2 separate regions of the Mus musculus genome follow, and region 2 is linked to region 1. The links are chromatin loops, found by intact Hi-C in ENCODE. Cell type or tissue: heart. All regions are shown on one strand. Region 1 overlaps Sgcb (sarcoglycan, beta (dystrophin-associated glycoprotein)). Region 2 overlaps Cwh43 (cell wall biogenesis 43 C-terminal homolog).

Evidence for each region. Peaks named below come from ENCODE experiments on the same cell type or tissue, not always from the same donor. Only the 100,000 strongest peaks of a DNase experiment are listed, where the experiment ranks them.
Region 2: it touches region 1 in a loop (6-fold over the local background); 40 of 42 quality-filtered maps call a loop at or near these places.

What each region holds. Positions count from the first base shown.
Region 1 is chr5:73,635,732-73,639,731 of GRCm38, forward strand. It overlaps Sgcb (sarcoglycan, beta (dystrophin-associated glycoprotein)), which reads right to left. Exons shown (of 6, transcript NM_011890.5): 5 at 3,652-3,783. Among named protein-coding and RNA genes, the nearest start is that of Lrrc66, 5.3 kb to the left of the region's middle. In heart, a CTCF peak has its summit at 2,177 (motif pointing left); no DNase peak of the experiment used is centred here; H3K27ac peaks cover 275 bases.
Region 2 is chr5:73,430,163-73,434,162 of GRCm38, forward strand. Cwh43 (cell wall biogenesis 43 C-terminal homolog) reads left to right here. Exons shown (of 16, transcript NM_181323.2): 11 at 250-385; 12 at 1,662-1,811. Among named protein-coding and RNA genes, the nearest start is that of Cwh43, 26 kb to the left of the region's middle. In heart, a CTCF peak has its summit at 1,723; a DNase peak (open chromatin) is centred at 1,719; H3K27me3 peaks cover 435 bases.

The sequences.
Region 1 (4,000 bases):
CCACCAGCGGGCACGAAAGAGAGACACTAAACTAGACAGGACTTAGGAACTAGCAGGAGGAGGAGTTGGCAGTCAGAGAGTAAAGCCATGATCAAACCAACTGTGGCACAGCAAAGTCACAATACACACAAGGATTCAAAGGCGACCCCTCGCCCAGTCAGCCCATATTGTACATCCACAAACCTACAACTCAGCACGCCAGCACGAGTCAAGATCACAGCCTGTGCACAGTGACAAAGTCTTGGGTAAGTTTCACTTTTTGACTCCAGAGAATTTTTACTTATTGACTGATGTTGATATTGATTGGGGGAGAAGAGTATTTTTCTCTTATAGGAAATTAAATTTAGTTAGTAGAAATTCAATTAAATATTAAAACTATGTAGTTTATCAGACTAGGCCTTCAAAAAAAACTGAGGGTTTCTTATTTAAACTCATAGCTACAGAATCATTCTCATCTGTACACTCTTAAGACCGTGTGTGTGTGTGTGTGTGTGTGTGTGTGCGCGCGCGCGCGCGCGCTCTCAAGCATTTGTGTGAGCATGTGCACACATGGAGCTCAGAGGTTGAACATGTATGCCTTTGTCAGTGGCTATCATACTCCTTATTGCAAGGTCTGTCTCTGTCTCTGTCTCTGTCTCTGTCTCTGTCTCTGTCTCTCTCACTGGATCTGGAGCTCGGCAAGTCAGCTACTCTGTCTGATCCGTCTGCCTCTACAGCCTTAGCAGCAGGATTACAGGCTCGTGGCACAGTCATGCGTGGCTTTTTACTTGGGTGTGTGATGGATGGTTCTGAACTCAGGTCTCCTTGCTTGTTTGGAGGCACTTCTCCAACTGAGCCATCTCAGCCTCCCAAGAGACTAGTAAGTTTCTTCTTGTCTCCCCCCCTCCTCCTCTCCTTTCTTCTCTCCCATTTAACAAATAATGACTAAATGCTGTCACCTGCCAGACGCCATCCTAGGCACTGGGGCGATGACAGTGAACATGGGCTCAACAGCCAAGTTTGTTCTTATAGAGTGCTGTTCACTGGAGGGAGGCAGATAATAAGTCAGCACAGGAAACTCTAGGGCATGCGGGGGCATAAATGCTACAAGGGAAGACAAGCAGGGTGAACAGAGGGTGGGTGGCTGAGGACTGCAGTTTACACAAGGTGCCAGAGACAGTCGTTTGCATCCCAACAGAAGTGGAGGTGTGAGTGAGTGGGGCATGTGGGTCACTAGGGAAGGCTCGCCAGTGGAGGCCACAGTGAGGGTGTGTCTTATGTAGGTTCAGGGTACAGGACGCTCAGAAGTTAAGGGAAAGGGGCTCAGAAGGATGTGAGACAAAGAAATAGTGGGGGCAGACCTATAAATAGTGGGGGCTGAGCTGATAGACTTAGGGCTTTATCTGGAAGGGAAGCTCACTTAGAGGGTGATAGAGATGGGTCTTTTTAAAAGGTCTGAAGCAGGCGCTGTGGCACAAATCTATATCCCAGCGTTCCGATCCAGCACTTGAGAGGCAGGAGGATTTGAGCCCAGGCCAGCCTAAGGTGCAGGTGAGACTCCATCTCATAGAAAATGTCGGTGGCTACAAGTTTCTGGGTAGAGAAGCAGCTCGTATCTAATGGGCGAACAGCAAAAGGGAGCCAGCAGGCTGCTCCAACAGTCTGGGAAGTGCAATAGCCTGCACACAGACAGAAGCTGCATTGGCGAGAAGCAGCTGGGGGCTGCAGGGCCCTTCAGGTGGAGCTGAGCTTTGCCAGTGGCAGTTGGGCCGAGCACAGATAGAAATGCACGTCTGCTGAGGAGCCAGGACATCAGGATGTCACACTTGAGGAGTTCAGATGCCTGTGGGTGTGGAAGTGGGGAAAGGAGGCAGGCAGCTGGACTAGAGAACCCTCCTGAACAGGAAAGGCCAACGCAGAGGTTTTAAGCATGGGGGTCGTCACTTTAGGGAGGGGCTTAAGACTGTCAGAGGGCAGAATAGAATGGTCACTGTTATGTACAGGCGTTTGCCTGGAACGTTTGGAATGGAACCATTTCATATTCCAGAGCTTATTTAATTTGGAATACCAGCATGGATTTTACTGGCAGAACATGCAAATTTTCAGAACAAAGCACTCAATATTATTCTGAAAGTTGCATGTGGGAGATGCAGTGGTGAGGGCTGTTTCAGATTTTGTTTCTATGCTGCCATCTTGTGGTCATTTAGTTTTACTTTCTTGAAAATATTTCTTGCCGAGCATTCAGTACCCAGTGTTAACAGTATTTGTGCACTAAGAGTCAGGAGAGATAGGTTTGAATGTTCTTTGTCTAAGAGCCTTAGAAGATATCTGAGGTAATGTGCATGCTGCCTGTTCTAATTTGATCATGTGCACATACATCAAAACATACAATGTTCCACAGAAGTAAGAATATTACATGCCAATTAAAATAAAAGTGAAAGTTAACATTTAGGAAGTAGTGCGGCAAAATTATTGCTAATGATTAGCTTGCACTCGAATGATCGATACCAACTGACTTACAAAGCTGAGTATTTTTCAATACAAATTAGAAATTAGTAGGTATGGGTACTTCAGACTATTTCATGACCTGTCACATTGACAAGGTGGAGTGGGGCAAGACTTTTCTGGAGGGCAGAATGAAAGATTCAGGTAACTCACACACGTTCTCTACACAAAGGCCTCAGACCTCCCTTCTCTGACCTTCAGTGTCAACTGCAAGCTTCAGGCGTGGCTGCTTGTCATTCCTCAGAGAGCGCCCTACCACAGCGCCGTGGAAACCTCCTCAGGGCGGCTGCGGCGCCTCTGGCAGGAGTTATAGCTTATGCTCATCTTATCATCCCGAGATGGGATTAAACAGTTGGGGAACTGCCAAAGTGAAACACCTACTTTCCTTCCTAAGGTTTATTATTTCTACGAATTATAACACTGAACTTATTTTGATAGGGGAGAATGACTTCTAAGTGCTCAGGCTGCTAGTGCCTTATGCTCTTTGGTAGCACAAATTTCCTCAGCCCTAGGGAAGCAAGATGAGCAAGGTGCCCAGAGGCAAGCGGGTAACTCCATTCTAGCTGAAAGTCCAGGCCAGTAAGCAGGGTGCAGGCTGCAGCTGCTCTGTATGAAGTAGGAGGCTGACTGAAGCTTTGGGGAGACCTGTGAAGCTGGGGTCACAGTGATGACAGACTTTCTCCCTCACAGCTAACAGGTGTCAGATAACAGCATGTGGCCCCATTCAAGTATTCTTCTTACAGCTTTGGTCACAAAGCTTGGAAACGAACAGGAATAACCTACAGTGGAACAACAGCAGCGACGTCAGGGACACATGGTTAGATCTCCTAGAATTCTCTCTCAGAAGGGCTGCTTGGGTTATGGCTTTTCTCCTTTTAAAATAACATAAAAATGCAAACAAGCACACTTACAAATCAAATCACCTGTTATTCTACCACTCTTAGCTAAACATTATTATTTTACTCTATTCTTCCAGATTTTATAAACTGCACATGCTCTGAAAGAAATGAAATATCTTATAAATTATTTTATAATTTTCTTTCATTTCACAATCCATTTTGAACATCTCATCATGACAAAAAATCATTTTCCACATACTACTCCACATGTAATTATATACTATTCCAAAATTAATTATCTTAAATTCACACAGGAAAAAATACTCACAGCTTTTAACTCCACATCTCCTCCCATGTGAAATTCAATGGTTTTGCCCATGATGAAGACGCCTTCGTTGCCTCGCACAATTGCACGCCCATCGACTTTGATGTTTAAGTCACTGGTAGCATTGCTGGTAATCTAAAAATGAAAGCACATGCTAAGGCGAGCTTGTGGGTAATGAGAGAATCGTTATCATAGAGAAGGGGGTGTCTCAACTCTGGACTATGCAAGGCAGGCTTATAATTGTGGGGATTAACACAAAGAGAGGACTTATTAGTGTGTGTGCAGGCTAAGGCCAGGGCTGCAGCCCTCCAATGGTCTGAAAGTCAGGTTGTCAGGTGGCCTAAGTCCTCCC
Region 2 (4,000 bases), 210 kb before region 1:
TGGTGACACATAAGAATGAATTATTTTGGGGTTTATGAGTGAAGGCAAGGCTCAATAATAATAGCATTCTGCTGGGCGTGGTGGTATACATCTATACTTGGGAGGAAGAAGTAGGAAAATCATGAGTTTGAGGCCAGCCCTTGCCCCAACAAAACAAAACAATAATGAAATCCATCAAGTTCTTGCTAATTGCTTTTTATATTGTGGTTTCCTTTCTGGCTGCTTTTCCGTCCCCTTTCCCCCAAACAGGTGCAGATTTTATCACCATTTTGGAGAGCGATGCTTCCAAGCCCTATATAGGGAACAACGACTTAACAATGTGGCTGGGGGAGAAGCTGGGTTTCTACACAGACTTTGGGCCAAGCACCAGGGATCACACCTGGGGGTGAGTGTAGCTTCGGAATTAATGCGAAGAAGCAGCAGTTGTGGCTTGGGCTGGGAAGTTGACATTGTCCTGTGACCATGTCTCAGTGACTCAGTGGCAGGGGAGTGCTAACACTGTGCGTAGCCATGGATTTTCACAGTGACTCCTGAGGGCTGGACATTACTGCTTCTTCATACAGATCAGTTCTTCAAGGTTGGGGTGAAGTTGTAATGTTGGGCCTGTCTAATATTTTCAGGTAACTTACATTGTAGTGTAAAAGACAAGAACACAGTTGGCCTGGCCTTTAGCGTCATTGCTCCTGCATTCAAACAATTTGACATTGAACATATTTGAAAAAGTTTAGAGCGCTCCAAAGACTGGGGCTAGAGAGATGGCTGGGCGGCTCCAGGCACTTGCTGTGCATTCACGAGGACCAGAGTTAAGATCCCACCACACATAGCAAATTCAGCGTCTCTGCAAATACCAAAACTCTAGCTCTGAGGGAGCTGACTCCCTCTTTTGGCCCCTGTGAGCACAGACAGGTGCATACCCAGTCCCCAATAAATAAGTAAGTAGATAGATAAACAAATAAATAAGTAAATAAAAGTCTGTAAAAAATAGAAAGTTTCCAAAAAGGTAAGACCTGGATTTGCCACTCATTATGAACTCTATTAGATTCAAGTAATGTATGGGCCTTAATTTAGAGGCTATAAGACAGCCTAGAAATGAGTTAATACACGCAGCTGAAGACGTGTACAGATTGTATGTAAATGTGATATGATTTTACATAGGGTGAACATCTGAACATGTGTGTTTTTGTGGGTATCCTGGAACCAGTCCTTTGCAGAGACTGAAGGACAACTAGAAACACGTTCACAAAGAAATAAACCAGATAGTCTGAGACTGTGATCCACACTATGCATGGAGAAAACAAGGGGCAGAAAGAGAGAGAGAGAGAGAGAGAGAGAGAGAGAGCTCATGGTAGTGGCCTTGGGATGTTGTTACAGTAACAGCACAAGCCAGGTGGGTTTTTCATTTTATCAATGATGCTGGTTTCACGCCTCCATGGCATTTGCCGCAACGCTTCTGGTCCTGTGATGAACACAGCAAGACAGGCTGAATAGGAAGAGGCAGTGAACCAGCGATCAGATTTCCACAGGAGTCTTCACCACACTCCTGCTCTGAGTGCCCCTCGGTGGATAGCTGCCACGTGACATGGCCTTTGAATGCACTTCCTTTGTCTCATCTTCATGACAGCCTGAGAATCAAACTGCTCTGCTTTTTCTCATTTCTACAGGATTATGGTGCTGTCTCGGTACCCGATTGTCAGATCGGAACATCACCTTCTTCCGTCGCCAGAGGGCGAGATCGCACCAGCCATAACCATGACAGTTAACGTCTCCAACAGACTGGTGGATTTTGTGGTGACACACTTTGGGAATCATGAGTGAGTTTCTTTGGATTACTTGATAGTATACAAATGCCAGGAAATACTATTAACATATATATCACTTTGATTTTTTTAAAAATGAAGTAGCCTTTTTGACTTCCTATCTCAAAACAAACAAACAAAACAAAAATCCTTAGATTATTGTCCCTGTGTTGCTGGTTGTTTGTGCATCTGGGATGCAAATGGCCATATGAGCCCATGACTGTTTCTTGGGTGGTAGTTCTTCATACATGTGTGACCATGTTTAATCTTCATGTAGTATGGGCAAAGTGCCATATTAAGGTCCTTTTCATAGATAAAGACACTAGGTGGAGAGAGGTTAGATGATGTGGACCGTCAGGGTCACACAACTAGGAAGAATTCAGAACAAATGTGCTTGGATTCAGAAGTGCTTGGATCTACATGTGAAACCAGACTATAGGAACAACAGCAGCAGCAACAACACTCCCTGTCCTTACAGAGTCATTGGCACAAATAGATGTACTGCTGGGATCCAAGGGCACTAAGTGACATTCCCTTCTTTCCACACATTTTCACAAACAATTTTGAAACAGTGTTAGCTAACAGTGGCCATCCAGCACCTGTTCTCTGCTAGCTCCTGTCTTCAAGTCTCCTTCAGATCTCTCCAGTCCTCTTGGTTCCCAGTGATCTTCCCCCATCTCGCTCTGTTCCTGTAACACTCCCCCATCTTTCTAGGAAAATGCCTCTGTTTGTCAACTACGCATGGATCTATTCCTTGCACCCACCGGTGTCTTTACAGTGCAAGGAATGGCATTTCCCAGAGTCCTTTGTCTTCTGCTTTCTAGGTGGATTTAGTCAACAAAAGGCACAAGGTTGGAAGATGACAAAAGGGAGAAGCCAGAGCATGTCTTACCCCTTTTCTGGTTTCTCTGGCAGTAGAGTCTTTTCTATGGCGGCAGCCCCTGCATTAGCCCACCCCCCTCTAGCCAGAGTTTACTTCCTACTGACTCTGTAGTGTCACTTCTGTCTGTCCGTCTTCTAGTGCTGCCAACCTCTGATTGTATCTCTGCTCCCTGATTGGCTTCTCATCACTCAAGTAACCAACTCCCTGTATTTTTTTTTTTTTCGAGACAGGGTTTCTCTGTGTAGCTCTGGCTTTCCTGGAACTCACTCTGTAGACCAGGCTGGTCTTGAAACCCACCTGCCTCTGCCTCCCGAGTGCTGGGATTAAAGGCGTGCGCCACCATGCCCAGCCCAACTCCCTGTATTAAATTCACTTTGTTTGAAGTTCCTGAGGTGCCTCTATTCTCTTGATAGGTCCTATCAAAAGCGAGGTTTTTTTCTGGATCTGTAAGTCCCTTGAAAGCTCAATGTACTTGCCTATTTTTCTGTTCATACCTACAGTAATTAGTCTACTAAAAGCCAGATACCCAGTCAGTATTTGGGCGAGAGAGCAGAGGAGACATTCAAAAAATGTTCCGTTGAAGTAAGGGTGTAGGCTACACAAGCCCAGGCTGTTCTGTGAAGGTTACATCCCTCCCTCTTATGAGTGCCCTGGATCCTTTACTTTGGTATTCATTCTTTAGCTGTGATCCTAACAACCGGATCTCACGTCACTGCCACACTTTCTTCTTTCACTGTGTGTTAAATTTACTCGGAATGTTGAGAGTACACGCAGAGCCTTTGTGTGTGTGTGTGTGTGTGTGTGTGTGTTGGCAAGCGTTCTGCCTCTGAGCCACGTCTCCGTACCTGCCATGATTTGTTAATACTGAAAAAAAGTTGAACAGATTCCGTGTTTGGAATAGAAATGTAAAGATTTGATTTATTTTTAACTATGTGTATGTGTGTCCCTGTGAGTGGGGATGTCCATGTGAGGGTGGGAGCCAGAGGAGGCCAAAAGAGTGTAACAGATGCCTTGACGGTGATGTCACAGGTGGTTGTGAGCTGGCTGACATGGATGCCTGACATGTCCAAACTCCATTTGTCTGCAAGAGCAGCGAGTACTCTTAAGTGCAAAGCTATCTCTGCAGCCCTAAGGAAGATGTTTGAATGAGACTGACTCACTGGTTTTTACAGAAAGGTTTTTCTCAGTCAAGCGTTTGTCAAGCCCAGTTTGAAGTGTGGATCTACGTCTTGTTCATTGTGAAAATTTAAACCTTTTCCCAACAGAAATAGCTCTGGTTTAGTACCCTGTTTGGGGATATTTTGAGGGAAGTTGGTTACCT